Linked DNA regions of Homo sapiens: region 2 is linked to region 1. A link is a loop called in an ENCODE intact Hi-C map of the cell type or tissue named here. Cell type or tissue: PC-3. All regions are shown on one strand.

Region 1 (4,000 bases):
TGTTTTATCAGAGAGTAAGATTGCAACCCCTGCTTTTTTCTTTTCTTTGCTTTCCATTTGCTTGGTAAATTTCCTTCATCCCTTTATTTTGAGCCTATGTGTGTCTTTGCACGTGAGATTGGTCTCCTGAATACAGCACACCAATGGAGCTTCACTCTATTTAATTTGCCAGTCTGTGTCTTTCAACTGGGTCATTAGGCTAATTTACATTTAAGGCTAATATTGTTATGTGTGAATTCGATCCTGTCATTATGATGCTAGCTGGTTATTTTGCCCATTAATTGATGCAGTTTCTTCATAGTGTCAATGGTCTTTACAATTTGGTATGTTTTTTTGCAGTGGCTGGTACTGGTTGTTCCTTTCCATGTTTAGTGCTTCTTTCAGGAGCCTTGTAGGGCAGGCCTGGTGGTGACAAAATCTCTCAGCATTTGCTTGTCTGTAAAAGGATTTTATTTCTCCTTTGCTTATGAAACTTAGTTTGGCTGGACATGAAATTCTGGGTTGAAAATTATTTTCTTTAAGAATGTTGAATATTGGCCCCCACTCTCTTCTGGCTTGTAAGGTTTCTGCAGAGAGATCCACTGTTAGTCTGATGGGCTTCCCTTTGTGGGTAACCCAACTTTCTCTGGCTGCCCTTAACATTTTTTCCTTCATTTCAACATTGGTGAATCTGATGATTATGTGTCTTGGGGCTGCTCTTCTTGAGGAGTATCTTTGTGGTATTCTCTGTATTTCCTGAATTTGAATGTTGGCCTGTCTTGAAAGGTTGAGGAAGATCTCCTGGATAATATCCTGAAGAGTGTTTTCCAACTTTGTTCCATTATCCCTGTCACTTTCAGGTACACCAATCAAATGTAGGTTTGGTCTTTTCACATTCTCCCATATTTCTTGGAGGCTTTGTTCATTTCTTTTTATTCTTTTTTCTCTAATCTTGTCTTCACACTTTCTTTCATTACATTGATCTTCAATCTCTGATATCCTTTCTTCTGCTTGATTGATTTGGCTATTGATACTTGCGTATGCTTCATGACATTCTCATGCTGTGTTTTTCAGCTCCATCAGGTCATTTATGTTCTTCTCTATGCTGTTATTCTAGTTAACAATTTGTCTAACCTTTATTCAAAGTTCTTAGCTTCCTTGCATTATGGCTCAGAGGAGTTTGTTATTACCCACCTTCTGAAGCCTACTTCTGTCAATTCATCAAACTCATTCTCCATCCAGGTTTGTTCTCTTGCTGGCGAGGAATTGTGATCCTTTGGAGGAGAAGATGCATTCTGGTTTTTGGAATTTTCAGCCTCTTTGCACTGGTTTCTTCCCATCTTCATGGATTTATCTGCCTTTGGTCTTTGATGTTGGTGACCTTTGGATGGGGTCTCTGGGTGGACATCCTTTTTGTTAATGTTGATGCTATCCCTTTCTGTTTGTTAGTTTTCCTTCTAACAGTCAGGCCCCTCTGATGCAGGTCTGCTGGCATTTGCTGGACGTCCACCGTGGACCCTGTTTGTCCCTGTATCACCAGTGGAGGCTGAAGAACAGCAAATATTGCTGTCTGTTACTTCCTCTGGAACCTTTGTCCCAGAATGCCAGCCAGAGCTCTACTGCATGAGGTGTTTGTTGGCCCCTACTGGGAGGCGTCTCCCAGTCAGGATACACGGGGGTTAGGGACCCACTTGAGGAGGCAGTCTGACCCTTAGCAGAGCTCGAACGGTGTGCTGGGAGATCCACTGCTCTCTTCAGAGCTGTCAGGCAGGGACATTTAAGTCTGCTGAAGCTGTGCCCATTGTCTGACCACAATGGCCTTGCTGAGCTGTGGAGGGCTCCACCCAGTTTGAACTTCCTGCCAGCTTTGTTTACATTGTGAGGGTAAAACAGCTTACTCAAGCCTCAACAATAGGAAACGCCCTTCCCCGACCATGCTCAGGCATCCCAGGTCGACCTCAGACTGCTGTGCTGGCAGCGACAATTTCAAGCTAGTGGATCTTAACTTGCTGGGCTCCTTGGGGTGGGACCCACCACGCCAGACCACTTGGCTCCCTGGCTTCAGGCCCCTTTCCAGGGGAGTGAATGGTTCTGTCTCATGGGCATTCCAGGTGCCACTGAGGTATGGAAGAAAAAAAACTCCTGCAGCTATCTCAGTCTCTGCCCAAACAGCTGCCCAGTTTTTGGCTTGAAATCCAGGGCCCTGGTGGCATAGGCACCGGAGGGAATCTCCTGGTCTGCAGGTTGCAAAGATCATAGGAAAAGAGCAGTATCTGGGCCAGAGTGCACCATTCCTCATGGCACAGTCCCTCACGGCTTCCCTTGGGTAGGGGAGAGAATTCCCCAAAACCTTGTGCTTTGCAGGTGATGTGATGCCCCACCCTGCTTCGGCTCACCTTCCGTGGGCTTCACCCACTGTCCAACCAGTCCCAGTAAGATGAACTGGGTACCTCAGTTGGAAATGCAGAAATCACTCGCCTTCTGCATGGATCTTGCTGGGAGCTGCAGACCAGAGCTGCTCTTATTTGGCCATCTTGCCAGCAAATGCCCACATGTTATTTAAGTTCCATATGTTTTTACAGTTTCCAAATTCCTCTTGTTATTTATTAGTCATTTTATACTACTGTGGTCAGAGAAGATGCTTTATATTATTTCAATTTTCTTTGAATGTTTAAAGACTTACTTTGTGACCTAACATATGGTATATCCTTGAGAATGATCCATATGCTGAGGAGAATGTGTACTCTATGGGCCTTGGATGAAATATTCTGTAAATATCTTTAGATCCGTTTGATCTATAGTGCAGATTAAGTCTGACTTTTTTCGTTGATTTTCTGTCTGGAAGATCTGTCCAGTGCTGAAAGTGGGGTGTTGAAGTATCCAGCTATAATTGTACTGGGGTCTATCTCTCTCTTTAGTTCTAACAACATTTGCTTTATATATCTGGGTGTTCCAATATTGAATGCATTCAGATTTACAATTGTTACATCCTCTTGCTGAATTGGCCCTTTACCATTATATAATGGCATTCTTTGTCTTTTCTTATAGTTTTTGTCTTGAAATCCAATTTGCCTGATATAAGTATAGCTACTCCTGCTACTTTTTTTTTTTTTTTTTTTTTTTTTTTTTTTTTTTTTTTGGTTTCCATTGGCCTGGACTATCTTTTTCCATCCCTTTATTTTCAAACTATATGCATTTTTGTTTTTTTAGGTGAAGTATGTTTACTGTAGGTAGCATCATTGGGTTTTAGTTTGTTATGCATTCAGCCAATCTATGTCTTTCTTTGTTTTTTTGGGGTTTTTTTTTTTTTTTTTTTTTTTTTTGAGATGGAGTCTTGCTCTGTCGGCCAGGCTAGAGTGCAGTGGTGCGATCTCGGCTCACTGCAAGCTCTGCCTCCCAGGTTCACACCATTCTCCTGCCTCAGCCTCCTGAATAGCTGGGACTACAGGCCCCCACCACCACACCTGGCTAATTTTTTTGTATTTTTAGTAGAGATGGGGTTTCACCGTGTTAGCCAGGATGGTCTTGATCTCCTGACCTTGTGATCTGCCCGCCTTGGCCTCCCAAAGTGCTGGGATTACAGGCGTGAGCCACCGCGCCTGGCCCAATCTATGTCTTTTGATAAGACAGTTCACTCCATTAACCTTCAATGTTATTATTGATGAGTAAGGACATATTTCTCCCATTATGTTATATGTTTTCTGGTCATTTTGTGATTTTTCTCTTCCTTCTTTCCTTCCTGTTTTCATTTTAATGAATGTGATTTTCTCTGGTGTTTTATGTTTTAATATCTTGTTTTTATTTTTTGTGTATCCATTGTATGTTCCATGAGGCTTGCAAATATCTTATAACCCATTACTTTAAACTGAGGACAACTTCACACTAATTGAATAAACAAACTAACAAATAAAACTCAATATTTTAACTTTTGATTTTTAACTTTTTGTTGCTTCCGTTTATATCTTATTATACTGCCTATGTCTTGAAAATTTGTTGTAATTATTATTTTTGATTGGTTCAT
Region 2 (4,000 bases), 120 kb before region 1:
AGAATTTCACTAGTTTTTTCCTAATCTCCTTTTTTTCTGTTCCAGGATTCCATGCAGAATACCACCTGACATTTAGTCACTGTATCTACTTAGCTTCCTCTTAACTGTACAGTTTCTTGGACTTTTCTTGTCAATAACCCTGAAGTTGTATTGTAACCCTCCAGTTTGACATGAGGTTCAATAATATTCCAGCAAAAGAACAATATTAGATTATAATCTTTGTAATATTTTTCTGAACTATGGTGAGTCCTGACAGAGTCAGTCCTTGCCTCACTCCCAGGCTTCCTGAACCAATCAACTCTTTGGCCCACCCTGAGTGACTTTGTAACAATGGCCCCCAGAAATCTAGCATCATAAGCTCCCTATGACTTAAGCATCAGTAACAGCTTTTTATTCAAAAACACAAGAAAGAACACAACCTGTGAGTCAAAGCAGAATTGTTGAGGGTACTTATGGAGACAAGTTACATCTTTCAAAGACTGCTCAAATCCTGCACATGTTAAGCTTTAAAAGATTTGTTTACCACCAGAGTAATGAAGTGGAAAGCACTAGGTTTGGTATTCAGAAACTCGCAGTGCATTTTCCACTTACAATCTGTGTGGTTTCAATCCTAGCACTTAACCTCAATAATTCCATATATACCAATCTGTTATTATAACTCTCTAACGTGATGATATATGTAAAGAATTTTTGTGACCTCTGTAGCCTGATATACAAATTAATTTTGTTGGTCATCATTACTCCTATTGCAGTTTAAAGCACTTATAAACTAAAAAGATTTCATGCATGTGGTAATTTTCTACTTCAAATTTATTTTCTTAGTTAAGTCCGATTTTAGAACAGCTGTGAAAACTATTTTGGTCTTCATAATAAAATATTGACATCCTACTGCTGCCATTCAGTGCTTACGATGTACCAGGTACTTACTTCACATTTGCTGCAACCCTATGACATAGTTAATGACATGATTTCCATTTTAAATATAGAGAAACTGAGGTCCAGAGAGGTTTATAAAACTTACTCAAGGTTACACAGCAAGTAAGTAGAGGAACCAAGAAATGAACTCAGCCTGGCATTAAACCACCCATGTAGGCAGAGACCTCGTAGCCTAATCATCTCTTAAAGGCCCCACCTCCCAATGCTATTACATTGGCAATTAAATTTCAACATGAGTTTCGGAGGGAACACTATGCAAACCATAGGAGAGGATTATTATTAATACAACCTATTTCATTTGGTTACTGTGAAGATTAAATGAGATACAATGTGTGGTGCGGGGCAGGAACTGAAGCTTTAGCATTACTCTGTGTAGTGCCTAATACAGTTAGGAAGCCAGGTTGCCTGGGGTTGTATCCTGGCTTTGTTGTTACTGTTGTGTGACCTGGGGCAAGTTTGTTAACTCTCTGTACGTGTCTCCTCATCAGTAAAATGGACATAATTTTATTATAAAAATTGAATAAGCTAATGTTTGTGCAGTGCTGAGAACAGTGCATGACACATAGGTTTGTTATGAGCCGATTACACGAGTCAGTGGACACAAGAAGCACTCACAACGTGTTAGCTACTATTATTATTGCCTGAAACTGGAGCCTAATGCTTCTGGCATTGCTTGAGCAAGAAATGAACAATGAACCTTGAGGCTGGTTCCAGACCTATCAGGAAACCAGGTTTTTGGCTCAGGCCTGCCAGCAGAGGTCATCGACCGGAGAGATTAGTTACTACCTCCAGGTGTTGTTGACCCTTGTTCAAAATAAGAAGGAAGAATGTATCCAAAGAAAGAGGCAGCAATTTACCACAAATCTCCAAAAGCTTCATTTTAATTTTAAGAGGGCTTTCCTGAGCTTGGGAAAGAAGTTTGACTACTTCTGCCACAGATCTTTATTCACCTGTTAGCATGACTTTATATCCGTTCCGTTGCCATAACAAGAGGAGCCACTCCATTATTAAAGTATAGTTACATTACCCAGTCACAAATGCTGCAGTTTTACATAGGTACAAAAATTGCATTTATTTACAACTGGGGCTTGAATAAATCAGACAAAAGTGAGATGATAACTTTTTTCCCAACACATTCACATATAATTACCAACTAAAGAAGCCCTTTCAATCTATTTGCTCTATTTTTACCTAGCATGTAGGATAATTATTGTCTGGGATATTGTGATGTACTGAACCATATAAAAATAATTCTTCAAAGAAAACCTCTGCAAACCATTGAGCAACATGAACAGGACTCTTGTCACAAACAGAGACTGACAAGCCAATCTTTGGCATTTTTACACAATGTTGAAAATCAGTTTGAACTGGCAGGTGTAAAGTTCCTAGATTCACACTTGACAGAATAATTCAGTACTGATACTTTGTGACTGATAATAGGCAAAAGGTGTGCAACAGACAATAGCCCTACAGGAGAGAATAAAGTTTTGTTCAAGAGCTGATAAAATATAAATATTTTATATAAAGCTTCTCAACAGCTTAATGCACATAGAATTCCATTACCATAATACAGCAGATTATTTTGAAAACATCACAAAACAAACACAGCATAATTCTCCAGACCGATGAAAATATCCATCCCACACATGCCTCCTCCAGGCTTCTCTGACTTCCTAGTTGGCAAATATTTACAAAAGTAAAAACTTGCCTTTCCATGTTTCTGTAAATTCTACTCCTTTACCCCTCCAATGGTGCCCACCCAACAGAGAAGTATGCCAGACATCTCTGCCTTCCCTTGCTTGCACGTGATATTCTGTAATAACTCCAAATCAATAATGGACTTCATTTTCCTCTCTCTTTTTTATAAGGGAGAGTCATCCAGTAATTGTTTTAAAAATCCATTGAGTGGAATAAACTTTTTGTCACTAAACACCTAAAAGATTCCTTGGAACACTTCTGGTCAGGGATAGCCATCTGATGTCACATGACCAACAAATCAATCACACTTCAGTCTAGCTGGGTCCAGGGGCTTTTTACCCAATCGAGCCTCCAAAAGTATGTCCTAGGACAGTGCTTCTCAAACTGTAATGTGCATGCACGTCATCTGGGTTCTTGCTGAAATGCAGACTCAGATTCACTAGGTCTGAGATGAGACCTGAAATTCTGTATTTCCATTAGGTTCCTATGTGATGCTAATGCAGCTGGTTCAAGGACCGCACTTTGAGAAACAAGGCTGTAAGAGAGGCAGAACAACTGAAGATAACTAGAGAGAACACCTGTCTGAAACACACTAATGTTTCCTTTGCATAAAACCTATATCCTCAATATATTGAATATTTTTAATCTTAGAACAGGAGAGTGGAGTGGTCACCTTTGCTTTTGGCAGATGGGATAAACTGAAAAATGTTTATTTTTATCCTTTTTAGACAAAAAGGGCCAAGTAAGGAACAGCAGGATCCAAAAGACAGAAAGACAGAATTTTCTTTTCTAACCTAGAGCCCTTGTCCAATGCACCAGCACCAGCATTTTTTTTTTTTTTTTTTTTGAGACAGAGTCTCGCTCTGTCGCCAGGCTGGAGTACAGTGGCACAATCTCGGCTCGTTGCAACCTCCATGTCCCGGGTTCAAGAGATTCTCCTGCTTCAGCCTTCCAAGTAGCTGGGACTACAGGTACGCGCCACCATGCCCAGCTAATTTTTGTATTTTTAGTAGAGATGGGATTTCACCATGTTGGCCAGGATAGTCTTGATACCTTGACCTTGTGATCTGCCCGCCTCAGCCTCCCAAAGTTCTGGGATTACAGGCGTGAGCCACAGTGCCTGGCCCAGCACCAGAATTTTACTTCCCTCTGATGGATAAGGGAACTCTCTGCTCCAAAGTGGTATGTGCCATGTTACAGCTCTATCCCATACCCAGAAACCACAAAGACTGGCATGCTAATATTTTCATTTAGGAAAATGTTTAATTTTGTAGGAATAAATGAAGACATGAAGTTGTGGATAGTTAGCATTGATTTCATTATAAATAAAATTACTTATAAAATCATTCACAGAAAACAAGGCTTT

The links. Peaks named below come from ENCODE experiments on the same cell type or tissue, not always from the same donor. Only the 100,000 strongest peaks of a DNase experiment are listed, where the experiment ranks them.
Region 2: a loop joins it to region 1, with 2.0 times the contacts of the local background. A loop is called at or near these places in 1 of 110 quality-filtered maps.

The regions. Positions count from the first base shown.
Region 1 is chr13:72,060,642-72,064,641 of GRCh38, reverse strand. No RefSeq gene overlaps it. Among named protein-coding and RNA genes, the nearest start is that of DACH1, 200 kb to the right of the region's middle. RefSeq lists an enhancer at 1,552-2,093. In PC-3, no CTCF peak of the experiment used is centred here; a DNase peak (open chromatin) is centred at 1,851.
Region 2 is chr13:72,178,364-72,182,363 of GRCh38, reverse strand. No RefSeq gene overlaps it. Among named protein-coding and RNA genes, the nearest start is that of DACH1, 310 kb to the right of the region's middle. In PC-3, a CTCF peak has its summit at 1,703 (motif pointing right); a DNase peak (open chromatin) is centred at 1,563; H3K27ac peaks cover 1,336 bases.